Linked DNA regions of Homo sapiens: region 2 is linked to region 1. The links are chromatin loops, found by intact Hi-C in ENCODE. Cell type or tissue: endothelial cell of umbilical vein. All regions are shown on one strand. Each heading gives the region's core, and the rest is flanking DNA. Links, peaks and the distances in the headings are about the cores only.

The links. Peaks named below come from ENCODE experiments on the same cell type or tissue, not always from the same donor. Only the 100,000 strongest peaks of a DNase experiment are listed, where the experiment ranks them.
Region 2: a loop joins it to region 1, with 4 times the contacts of the local background. A loop is called at or near these places in 1 of 110 quality-filtered maps.

Annotation. Positions count from the first base shown.
Region 1 is chr9:79,799,004-79,805,649 of GRCh38, reverse strand. No RefSeq gene overlaps it. Among named protein-coding and RNA genes, the nearest start is that of LINC01507, 22 kb to the left of the region's middle. In endothelial cell of umbilical vein, for the core only: no CTCF peak of the experiment used is centred there; a DNase peak (open chromatin) is centred at 4,009; H3K27ac peaks cover 512 bases.
Region 2 is chr9:80,155,056-80,161,701 of GRCh38, reverse strand. No RefSeq gene overlaps it. Among named protein-coding and RNA genes, the nearest start is that of LINC01507, 330 kb to the right of the region's middle. RefSeq lists an enhancer at 4,269-4,770. In endothelial cell of umbilical vein, for the core only: no CTCF peak of the experiment used is centred there; a DNase peak (open chromatin) is centred at 3,881; H3K27ac peaks cover 395 bases.

The sequences.
Region 1 (6,646 bases), core at 2,533-5,032:
GACTTTAAATGCAAAAAAGCTTATGCTTTAACCAAACTTATGAACTGAAGAATATATATCTGTCAGGAAAAAGAAAGTTGTGCAACTTTATAGGTACCTATTTTTTTCTGAAAAGCTGTTGTTATTCAGTTCATGATGTATTTAGCAACTTATGGTGTCTGCTGTCAAGGAAATGTGAGATTATCAACAAGAAAAGACATATGATGAGAGAAGAAAGAGATAAATCCCCAAATCTCCTAATCTTAGCTGTAGAGGAGAGAATTTATTCAGTTTTTTTCTTTTTTTTTTTTTTAGTTTTGTTATTATTAATATATTTCATCAAACCTGATAACTTAGCTGAAAAACACACAGTTATTTTAATAGCCACCAAGGAAAAAAAACTTACCAATTAAACTGATAAAAATGCCTTCTTATTATTTACATTTTTTTATTTTATACTTATTGAAATTATTTCTTAAAACTTATTTTTCCAGACTCCTCTGTATCCAAAACAATGAAAGTGCTAGCTAAAATGCTACCAGTTAAGACATTACCAAAAAAAAAAAAAAAAATCTTCATGGAAAGAACCCAGAAAATCTTCATGGAAAGAACCCAAGCTCATCATCAGAACATTATACCTGGGCAATCTGGAAAACAACCAATAAGGATTGGAGAAAATCCCTCATGAGTCAGCATCAAAGACTGCCAGAGTCAGGGGTGGACAGGTTGCTTGCTTCACAAGCAGGAAGAGGCAGGGTCCATTGACACAAAGATTGTCAAGGGCCTCCACAGTCAAGAAATATAATTCACCCCCAGTCTGTGAGCCTGAGGACATCCAGAGCTTCTCTCACAAAAGCCATCCCACAACCCGGCATATTAGTCTTCTGACATGGTGCCTTCACAAAAATAATATTTGCTGGGGTTTGTGGGGTTTTCTTCTGGTTTTGAACAGTATCCTTGTTTATTATAATGAATCCAGAAAAACAAAAACAAAATATAAATGAAAAAATAAGTGTCCCAGAATCTCATCATTAGTAGCAATTTGATATATTTCTTTCCAATCTTCTCCCTGGGTGTCAATTAGGATAATATTGATTCTGCAACGCTGTTTCTTATCACTTTCACTTAATATTTCTCAAAGCCAATAAATATTCTGAAAAAAAATTCTAAGGAAAAAATTCAGCAGGAATCACTTTTATACAGAGAATCACCAATGATATGCCTTAAAATTAGTCTTTCTATGTTTTTCTTTTTCATTTTTTCTTTTTCTTTTTTTTTTTTAAGATGGAGTCTTGCTCTGTGGCCAGGCTGGAGTGCAGTGGCACGATCTCGGCTCACTTCAACCACTGCCTCTCGGGTTCAAGCGATTCTCCTGCCTCAGCCTCCTGAGTAGCTGGGATTACAGATATACGCCACCACACCCAGCTAATTTGTGTATTTTTAGTAGAGATGGGGTTTCATCATGTTGGCCAGGCTGGTCTGGATCTCTTGACCTCGTGATCCACCCGCCTCGGCCTCCCAAAATGCTGGGATTACAGGCGTGAGCCACCGCGCCTGGCCTCTATGATTTTTTAAATAGTCTCTCTATGTTTTTCTATACTATTTTGTTGAAAGATAATACACGATAGAATACTCCACTATTGACTATGGAATTTTCTTCCAAAGGACTGACACCCAGTTGGCAAGTGTTGATACTGGTGCTTCCTTGATCTTTTCAGGCAATATCAGGACACACATTCCTTTCTCAAATGTTCTTACTTGGCTTGCTGTCACCAATGTCAAGGAGTTATTGAGGTCCAGTCATGAATATATCAAATTTATACCCCTCTATTCTGTTTCTGTGTTTCTGCACACACAGTAATTTTTCCTTTCAATACATAATCATAGCATAATCTTTTTGAAAAAAAAAATATATGGCATTTAAACTCAGCACACGTAATACCACACAACTCAATTGATGCAATAAAAATATAAATAGCCAAGACAAGTTTGCACAGGCTGGGCAATGACAACAGTATCATAACTGGCACCTGAGAAATTATAATACAATGCCATTGATGATAAGATGTGTCCTAATTTCAATTTGTGAAAAATGCTATCTTAAAAATAAATGATTATCAATTTATAAGGAAATATAAAGGACATGATAAATGAACACCACAGGGATCCAACTGGCAAAACCCAGACTACAGGAAACTGCAGGTCAAACAAGCTGGCTTCTTCAACAAGTAAATTGCAAGAGAGAAGAGAGAAATAATAGATTAAAAGTGACTTCACATATATTTTTAAAACATAATCAATTTCAATGCATCATGGTAGTCATGAGACAACTGAAAACTTGAACACTGGATATTTGAGAATATTTTTGACATATTTGGTTATGTATTTTTTGAAGGAGCCCTTATCTTTTAGGCAAGTATGTTGAAATATTTACAGAAGAGATGACATGATATCTGGGATTTGCTTTAAAATAATGTTGGAGGGTAGAGATGAATGGAGGCATGGCAGGCAGACTTCGGAAGTGGCCTCCAAGGATTCCTGCCTCCTGGCATGTAATCCCCTCCCCTTGGGTGTGGGCTGGACCTAGTGACTTTTTTCCAAGGAGTAGATATGGCAAGGGCGATCAGGTACCTCTTTCGTGAGACTGAATCTTCCCGTCTTGCTCGCTCTCCCTTGCTCTCTCTTTCTTGTTGGCACTCTGATGAAGCAAACTCCATATTGTGAGATGCTCTCTATAGAGCTGCCCATGTGAAAAGGAACAGAGGGAGGTCTACAGCCAACAACTCATGAGGAACTGAATCGGGCCTAGGAAATGGATCCTTTCCAGGTGAATCTTGACATGACTGCAGCCTGTGAGAGAACCACAGCTAGAGAACCCGAATAAGCCCAATGCAAAGACCAAGTCCACAGAAACTGTGAAATAATAGATGTACTTTTTTTAAGCTGCTACAATATGGGATGACTCATTTCATCTTAATAGAAAACTAATGCAGTCAAGGCCATGGATGGTTGGTTTTTGGGGCTGAGTGACAAGTATATGTTCATTTACTATTCTTTCTAATTTTGTATATGTTTGAAATTCTCCATGATAAAGAGTTCTTAAAAAGGAATCCGTGAAATACAGCATTAACAATTCACCATTCTTTCTGTCCTGCACCATTTAATGGCAGTAGAGTTCTTTTCCATATAGCTAAGTTTTGTCTATCTCTTCTGTTTTGATGTGTTTTCTACTCTGATTTGTCAACTGAGCTCTTTATGACAGTAAACATTTGCTGAGTGTCTAATAACTACTAATGAAGAAATGGCCTAATGCACAGATTAAAATAGAAACTGAGAGGAAAGTCTCTTCCTACATTACTTTTATATCCAACTTGGGGAATTGTAGCATGATAAATGGAGATAAACTGAAGGGAAGATTTTAAAAATGTATAAATAGAGGAGGAAAGGAACTCTGGCATTGGACTAAGATAACACAGATGAGGGCAAATTTGTTAGTTCATTTTCCAGGCTGTGGATTAATTGGTGCCTCTGTTTTCATTGTTTTATTTTGCTCAATGTTTTTGACTCTTGACCATTTCACTAGTTTTTAAACCTCCACTAGCGGAACAAGAGAGAGAAAAAAAAGGTAATGCGGTAGTCAAATATTTCTCCTTGTCACCACATGTCGATAATGTTAAAGATGATGGAAACAAACAGCAAAATTAAACACTGAGTTAATTAATGCAAAGTGAATATTGAGTGGGGATTTGGATTCCTAGTGAGCATGTAGCTTGCTGATACATTATAGGTCTAAGTTTATAAGGTCACAGCTCGATAAAATTTAACAAGTGTTTTAGAAGAGATATAAAATGTTTTTTATCAAACCCACACGTAATTTTCTTATCTTCTTTTGACAGGGATAATTTTAAATTAGCTATTTGCCACTTTGTTCTCATAAAACGATTATAGGATGTGACTCATTGAGGCCTAAATTATGTGAGAGTGCTAGAAAGAAATCTGCTGAGCATCAGCTGTTGAGGACCAATAACAGTTCAGACCCCAGGAGCAGGCTTCCTTCCACTGTGATTCAGCCACAGAGGGAGAACTGTGCAGAAGGACTTCAACATACAGGCTCTGGGTGAAACCACTGCCACCTACAAACCGTACAAGCTTGGGAAAGCAGTTTAAATGTTCAAAACTCCAGTGTACTCATCTGATAAGAAAGTATGGTAATAATATAGTTAACCCTACATTTGTCATGAGGAGCAAGTGAAATAACACACACAGGTGACTTAGCACATGGCTCAGTTTCTCAATATATGAGAACTAATCTTGTTGCTATTACCAAAACAAACAGATGATCTTGCATCCTTGGCCACCCAAACTTGCACGCTTAGGATGTATGAATGTGAATTATGGGGTAGAGTACAATAAACATCCTCCTCCTTTTCAGTTGATATTTCAATGTTAAAACTGAGGAGGTAAAGTTGGGAGGATGGGTTTATGCATATAATTTGCTTCTTTATGATATTTCAATGTAATATCCTTTTAGGATCTTTGTATGCCCCTAACTTAGTGGTTCTGCACTGAGGGTAATTTTGCCCCACAGTGGGCCCCAGGGGACATTTGGGATATTCAATTTGGGACATGTGAAGATATTTTCATTGTCATGACTGAGCAGGTGCCAAACATCCTAAAATGCACAGGACTGCCCCCAATAACAAAGAGTTATCTGATCCAAAATGTCAAGAGTGCCAAGGCTGAGAAATTCTGCCCTAGCTACAGCTAAGGACAGAATTCTTTTAGTTCATCTTTAAAGGTTTGGGGCAAACATTTCACAACAGCTAAGACTTCTTTTAAACTCTCTTACTTTCAGCCAGTGGAATTACTCATGATCCTTTAATTACACTGACCAAGACTTCAGAGGGCCTCTTTCTGGTGCTGTTAGCCAAAGCAGACTTTACTGGGAGAAGAAACAGGGAAAGAACAGACATGCCATGAGTGAACAAAAGCCTCTCATTATTCCTCAGCGTTGTGGCCTGGGAAAACAGATGCATATTGCACTCTCTCTATAGTAAATGTATAGCATATAACTACAAATGATGTGCTATTTTATACCTTCCAGTGCCTAGAACTTGTGGTCCACATGACCCAATACCATTGAAAGTGAAGGGTGGGCAGGAGAAGGTAGGAATTGAGCACCACTGAGATCTCCTCAGTAGCTCTGATCTTCCAACCCATCTTCCTCTCCACTCCAACCAAAACACTTCTAACAGTCTCTATGGGTGTTTTTACACTAAAACCAACAACAGATCCCCACCACCATCAGCTTCCACAGCATTTCACAACACCTATTATTTGAAGAGCTTGAAACCAGAAGCCCTGTTTTTCCACACTGAAAATATTTGAATGGGCTGTCAAAAAGCCTCTCAGAAATACGCCCCATCCAACAGCAACAAACCCTGTGCAAACAAATCAAGTGGTGCAGAAATCCTTTGCACAAGATGATAGGGAGGCCTCCATGCTGACACTGTAGGCGAGCCAAGTTTTCATGTACTTGGATGGCTGACCTCCAACTTCTGACATATTCATTATATTCCAGCATGTCGGCTGCAGATTGCATTGAAGTGATGACAGCTACAAGACAGCCAACGAGGAATATGGCCATTCTGGCAACAGGTGGCCTTTCACTTGTACTGGGAAAGTTAATCTAGTTTATCATGAAAGTATATTGTGTTCAAGGAGTGTCATGTTTTGAGAGCTCTAGTGACAGATCAAATAGAGAAAGCATTCTTCCATGGAACGTGACATTTTAGGGAGACCAACCCTTTCAAACCACTTCATTGTTTATGCTTGATTCAAGTCTGTTAAGTTACTCAGTTGTTTCAAGGTTTACATTACAGGTTGCGAATTATGGTTTGTGTCTTCTGTCAAAGGCTGACAGAGGTATCCACAGTCTTACCTTAAATAATCAACTGCCTCTACTGCAAGGAATTTTTAATAGCCCTAATTTGTCAGCAGAATAATATATTAAAGAAAAGGCCAGCAGCAAAAGTATATTCCTATCCATGCAAACTGACTATCACATTTCCAGTCACATTTTCAAATTATAGATGCTCAAAACCAACTCTGCCTCCTACCAATTAAAATACAATTTTAAAGTAATCAATGAAATTACATGGACCCAGGGGGTGGAATCATAGACATTGGAGACGTGGCAGGGTGCAATGGTGGGATGGTGGGGGTGAGGGATGAAATACTAGCATTGGGTACAATGTACACTATTCTGGCTAAAAGCCCAGACTTCACCACTATGCGGTATTTCCATGTAACAAAACTGCACTTTTACTCCCTAAATCTATCATTTAAATAAATAAATAAATAATAGTCCATGAAGGTTCATAATGAAGGAACAGTGGCCCCTGAACTAGACTGCCTTCTCTCTGGGTTTAACTTTAGATTTTGGCAAGAAATGCCTCCCCAATCTTGCCCACATCCTACTAAAGCCTGAGAGAAATGATGCTAGATGGTAGTATTTATTCAGTCATCCCATTCCATGGCTGTCTTCCAAGTGGGATGATTATGTTCTGCTGCACTTTGGACCTCATCTGAAGAACTCTTAAGATGTCTACAACATAGGGAAATAATCCAAATGTTCATTTGCCTTGTGAAAAATAATATTCCTTTG
Region 2 (6,646 bases), core at 2,568-5,067, 360 kb before region 1:
TTGGAGACACTCTTTCAAACTACCACTGGCCAAATGCCAAGAAGAAGAAAGAATTTTGGAGCCATGCTTAGAGATATTAACTATATTGTGCTAAAATATATTTGCTTAGTTCACGTGAGCTTTTTAAATAATCTCTGCTGCTTGTTTAATTAATTGCTGTGTGTAAATATTTCTGTTTTCAGGGAATCTAAAGATTCCATCATTTTATAGGAGAGATGGGTTTTTGATTGTACTTGATTCACTGTTCTCTTTCCTGCAATATGAGTACCACCCAGAGGACCCAGAACAGATGTCCCTTTGCCATTTAGTATTATAGCCATGATATTTTAGTAAGACCTGTCATCATCCATTCTGGAAAACAATCTTAAAAACATGGCTAGGGCCAGGCACAGTGGCTCATGCCTATAATCCCAGCACTTTGGGAGGCCGAGGAGGGTGGATCATTTGAGATCAGGAGTTCAAGACCAGCCCAGCCAGCATGGTGAAACCCCGTCTCTACTAAAAATACAAAAATTAGCCGGGTGGTAGTGGTGTGCACCTGTAATCTCAGCTACTCAGGAGGCTGAGACAAGAGAATCACTTGAGCGTGGGAGGCGGAGGTTGCCAATGAGCCAAGATAGTACCACTGCACTCCAGTCTGGATGACAGAGTGAGACCCCATCTCAAGAAAAAAAAAAAAAATGCTTGGCTGAATTGCATGTAAATTTCAAGTCTTTCCTTTGGAAATCCTGGTAAGTTTAATTTTTTAAGTTAAAGTTAAAAAACAACACCAACAGACACCACTAACAGTATTACTTATATTATAAATAACATAACAGGATTATAAATTATAAAATGGGGGTAGGGACAGGAAATATTTGACCCCAAGGAAATACTAATTATATTAATATCTACCATCTTTGAAAAAGGCCATTTATTTTCTTTTTTTAGTATTCTTCAAATGCATCATATGCATTATACAGCCCTTACCTAAAGAAGTTTTAAAAAACATTCTACAATAGAAAGTTCCCAGATACGGTTTTTGAAGAAGATTTAGTGGAGGGTGGAAAGGGAAGCAGCTAGTTTGAAAATATTATTTAACAAAACTAAAACTGCAACTTTGTTTCATTTTAAAAATAGACATTGCATTGCTTCATGTTTTCATTTTATGACTAAAATACTATGTGTATTGCATTTCTTCAGACAGATGTGAGTTTCTGGGTCAATTTGAAATTTGGTTAATCATTCATTTTTGCTAGCTACTTTAAAATGTTGTTTATATTAAGTTAAATGAAATCAATAAAAGGAAAAATGTCCCAAGCCTTTTATGCAATAAGGTTTCCAGTACAGGCCAGGTCAATTACCCCTCTGATACCTACAATTGGCATTTTAAATGATCAGGAAAAAATAGCTGTTACTGATAGTTTTTCAAAGCCAGCTTGGTTACAAGCCATTTCATAATCTCTGTAGAAAAGTGTTTCAGGAGAAATTAGATTAATTTTTAAAGGCTCTTTACCCTTGGGTTTACTGTAAGAATTCATCACCTTAACACACCATGTTTATTAAGCAATTCCATGTTTTATATATGATGTATATAAAATCTGGTTGTGTGAGGGGTTTATATTTAGCTGTATCCAAGGCTGAATGAGACAATCAGGGTGACAGGATGTTAACATATTAAACATATTAGTAAATAGGGCTTTAATTTTAACAGTAGGAGAGACTTGCTTCTATGCCATATATTATTTTGTTCGAATATTAATCACATCTTCCAAATTTTCCATGATTAATATCTAATGGTCATATTTTCTATGCATTGGGAACTTTTTTTCCCTTAACTATTACACAGTTATTTAATGACGAATTCCTCACAATTGCAAAATGATGTTTAGTTTTTTGACACACTGGTGATAAAATTTAAAATTTAAGGAAAAAAAGCCCTCCTAAGAATTGCATTACGGAGAACAAATCTTGCATTGGCCAAATGGTTTTACAAGGTAAGCCTTTCTGTCTCATTGATAGAACGTAAAGAACCCCTCAGTCACCTCCAGACTTAAAACACTCTATGGTGCAGAAGAAAATATAAATTCCCATCCTTGTTGCTGCCTAATTTTAGTTTGCCAAATGATGAGTCATTTGTTACTTTTCAAGAAATTATTTCCCCAAAAATAGTTTGCCTTATTTATTTTTACACAATTAAAAGAAAGAAAGAAAGGAAGAAAACTAATGGATAGCGAAAAGCAATTAGAAGGAACAATGTGAAGTTGCAGAAGGATTATATCCTTGCAGAAGATAAAGAAAAAAAATGCACGTATATTCTCTACATGCTATTAGAAAGTGTTAGTTTATTATTTGTTGTGTTAAACACATAGACATACAGATTAGGAAATATAATGATTTCTCTGTTGTTTAGAGACATGGAGATCAAAAGAGGACAATTATCCATCCTTCCATTCATTTAGTAAAATTTGAATGAGCACATACTATGTGCTGAGCATGGATGGATAAGACATGGAGAAAGCTACAACCTCGGTAACATTAGCAAACTGACATCCTCTTTCAGCTGCCTAATTTTAAACAGTGCAAACAGATGTTAGATTGAAAAGTTATGTTGTTTATTTTCTTTGAAGAAAAGAAGTGGGAGACTCGGCCTTCCCCCTAAAGCTCCCCAAAGGCTCAGGAGTTGAAATTTGTTGTTTACTGTGTAAAGTAAAAACAACAGTATTTGCATCCTGTTTCCACTGGGGGATTAAAACACAATGGCCCTTAGCTCTAGCGTGGGCTCTGCCTTTCAACCATTTATAATACTGAGTATTACTGCCTTGGAATGAGGAGGCTACAGAACAGGGAGACAATGTTAGAGTTAGTACATTAAAGCAGATTTCTAATTCTGCATAACTAGCATGCATTTACTTCATTAACTAGCAGTTACATTTCCCACGCCTTCAATTAACACTGGTTTCATTTTAAATGCTATCAGTTAAGACAAGATGCGATAAGAAAACATCATTGCCAAGCAAGCATTCCTCAAACACTGTCTGATTTATCTCTTTGGCAATTCATTAAAATGCAAAATATATTGAAATTGATTTTCAGCACTTTCAGGCAGGAATGTTTGTAATAATGTTAATTTGCAAATTTCCTTTTTTTTTTTTAAGTCTCTGTGCTGTAGTCGCCATGTTTAGCTGGAGGCTATTTTTATTGTGCAGACAGAAAATGAACAGCGAACATTTATTTCTCATATCTTTCTGAGAAACCTGAGGTGCATGAAGATATTTGTTCTGTAACAGGCATAGTCAATCTCCTTCACTCGCTTTCGTCGCTATATATCACCAGCAAACTCCCAGCTAGTCCTGCTGTAGCAATTAACCTGCCAGAGCTCTCTCCTGTCAAACTTGTTAATAATAAACTCCTCCCTCCACCACCCCTGAGAGAGACAGAGCTATAGATTCTGGCTCTGCAACTTCCATAGAGGCTGAATTATTCAGAATCAGCATGATTAAGAAGATGACATGGATATTAGTTAAAAAGACATACTTTTTTTTCTCTCTCCCCTGACTGAGGTTTAAACCTATTAAGGTTTAAAGCAGTGGAGGCAACTGATCTTTCCCTCTTTAGTGCACCAGTCCTAAAATAGGAATCCTTGAAAGACTATTTACAATACCTTGTCAATGTCCAAGTTTATGAATAAAAAGTATAAATACCAGGAGGGAAGTGTCAGAGTCAAAATGTACAGCTCGTGTAAATCTAGGAACTGGCTAAAAATAATATTTTCACCCCAAAGAGACAAAAGGAGCGGGTTTGTTTCAAGAAATTAGTCATGTTTCAATTGTTATTCTTATAAGCAATGAAAAAGCTTCTCATGTTTGTGTTTTTTGGGTCAGTTTCAAGTGGACCAAACTGTGATTAATTATAAGTTTAAAATCCGGATACACGCTCTGTCAGATAACAAGTCGTTAGACTCTAGAAATAGCATATCCCTAACAATAATCCTTGTCTTTATGAGGATGGCAGTATTATAAATGTCATAATGGATTGCAAATGAACCAGCTGTTTACATTCTACTGTAGCACATGAATGGGAGGCTAGCAAGCCAGGAAATAAAAAGAGATTGAGGAAAATTTACTGATACCAAGTCACAGAAAAAAGCCCAAGGAACTCAATTTTTACGCATTCCCATCCAATTTACCCTTGCTGACTTTTGGGGGGGAAGTGTAGCTTTTGAAACCAGTTGTATTATTTCACTTTAAGATGCCTTCTAGTATATTCAATAGACCCATCAGAGTTATATGTTCCTTTTTCAGTCTCAAGCTGCCCTCACCATATGAGATTGGTTACTGTCTGAGGACTTTCAGAGAAGGATTTGAATGCAATTTCAAGGGCCAGACAGAGCAGCTTTCAAAACACTGCAAGCCTAGGAAAGCAGGGTTAGTGGCCCAGGAGGGGTGAGAGACTGGTTTTCTCTTTCTCATTTCACTTCAAGCTAAAGCACCTTTTGATCCCAACCAGGTGAATTGGAAACAGCATGGCGTTTCTAATTGAATGACCCCACCCATCCAAGCTCTGTAAAATGGCAATTATCAGTAACTACATTATTGCCAGCATCTTCCGCATTAGCCCATGGAGACTGGTGATTCCTTTGGGAACAGAAACACTTTGCTCTTCCATGTATGATTAAACCTAGGTCCACCCATGAGATTTCAGCAAATAGCCAGGCTGCTCACATGTGCTTGTTAGCAGATGGCCATTTTCTGCACATCAGGTATGAATCATAGGTGTTTGTTATGCAAAGATCTTATTTCAAGTTTCATGTCCTCTTTTATCAGCCAGAACTAGAACCCAGCAAAGGGATGCAAAGGAGGGGTACAATTTTACATTACAAATTAGGAGTGTTGCTTTATGGGGCATTACAGCTACTCTATTTAAAAATCCAATTCAAAAGATAACATTACCACTTTGTTATGTTCGCATTTTCAGATAAGGCACCTTACCCCTGGCTGCAGTTTTCTTATCTCTCTAATATTCATGGAGTGGTAGCTTTTAATTAAACCATCCACAACTCTATGTAACTCAAAGTGTATATTTTACTGCTGAGGGAACCAATAGTCAAGAAAAATTCCATATTTTTAATTTATTTTTAATGCCTGGATAGTTTTATTATCAGTGATGTCATGAACAGTGTTGTCCTACAAAAATGACTAAGTGCTGTGTTTCAGGAGACATACAGATCATATCAGGGGTCCCAAAAGTTCATGAGACTCTTGATTTTCACAGATGGGTTATTCACAGATTTGACTTTGCCAGAAACTCTTCGAGGTCCGTAATATGTAACCATTTGTCATTTTCCCCAGGCATAATTTTATTCACATGCATGGCAGATCCAGAATGTGGAGGTGAGTCACTAAATTACTGATTTCTCCAAATTAACTATCTGTCTTCTTCAAATATAAAATGCATTGACTTCTGTGACATCTCAGACTCCTGATTTTTTTCCAAAGGTCACATTTTCTCGGCCTTGTTTTCAATTCCATCACCTAGATGTTAAGGTCCACACCTCTTTTTCAGTCTTCACACTCTCTTCAGGTCATCTTTTTGATGCCCAGGATTTCAAGTTCTATGTATACGTTGATGACTCACAAGTACAAATTACCCACCCGTATCTTGCTCCTGAAATTCAGAGGCAAATACTCAGCTTCATCTTGCACACTGGATATCCTACTGGCACTTAAATTCAATATATGCAAAATAGAATTCATAATAATAATAGTAATAATGCACATAATATTGAATTAGCATTTAATGCTTATTCTCATAATCTTTACCAAAACCCTAACATGTAGGAGACTGTCATATTCCCCATTTTACAAGGGAGGAAACTAGGACTTAAAGAGGTTAATTGTCAAATGTCAAATGTTCACAAAGAGTTATGATTTGGACCTAAGTGCACCTGCCCAGAGTCTATGTTGTTTATCACCACTCCCATGCTGACTACCCTTAGTTTCCTCTTTCACTTAATTCTTCCTAGTGGTGTTTCCTATTTGGATGGTGCAACTGCTTCAGGGTGACTTTCCTGTTCCCATGGAGTAAGTTGGGTTTCCAGGGCTAAAGTCTACAATTAGTTTTTTAAATTAGCACCTTTTTTCCCCCCCAGAGAATCTGTAATCATGTATTTGACTTTTAAACCTCTCAATAGCCTGGGAAATACACTGGACAGATACCAGCTCCATTTGAAGTTGAGAAAACAAAGCAAAACAAATTGCTGAGGGAGGGAATAGTTCCGAAAGAGGGAACAGCAAGTGCATAAGCCCGGGTGGGGTAAACATAAAATAAAAGTAGCATTCTCAAATAACAGAATCATTTATTTTTTAAGTTAGAGCACAAAGAATGAAAGTGAGGAGGGGCAAGAGGCAAGAGAGGCAGACGGGTGCTAGATCACAGAGGCTTTTACAGGCCATGTTAAAAACCTGAAAATGTATTCTAAGAACAAAACAAGAAACACTTCAGCAATGGGATATGAAAACCCAAAGGTCGTTTATTTAATTCTCAGTCATTGATGGGCAAAACTGATCATAAAGACTGAAGTTTAAAATTTTTTCAATGCATGGAGGATGCTGATGAGGAAGGGCAGAAGAAAAATGATAAATTGTGATCTTTTTACTTATGCATT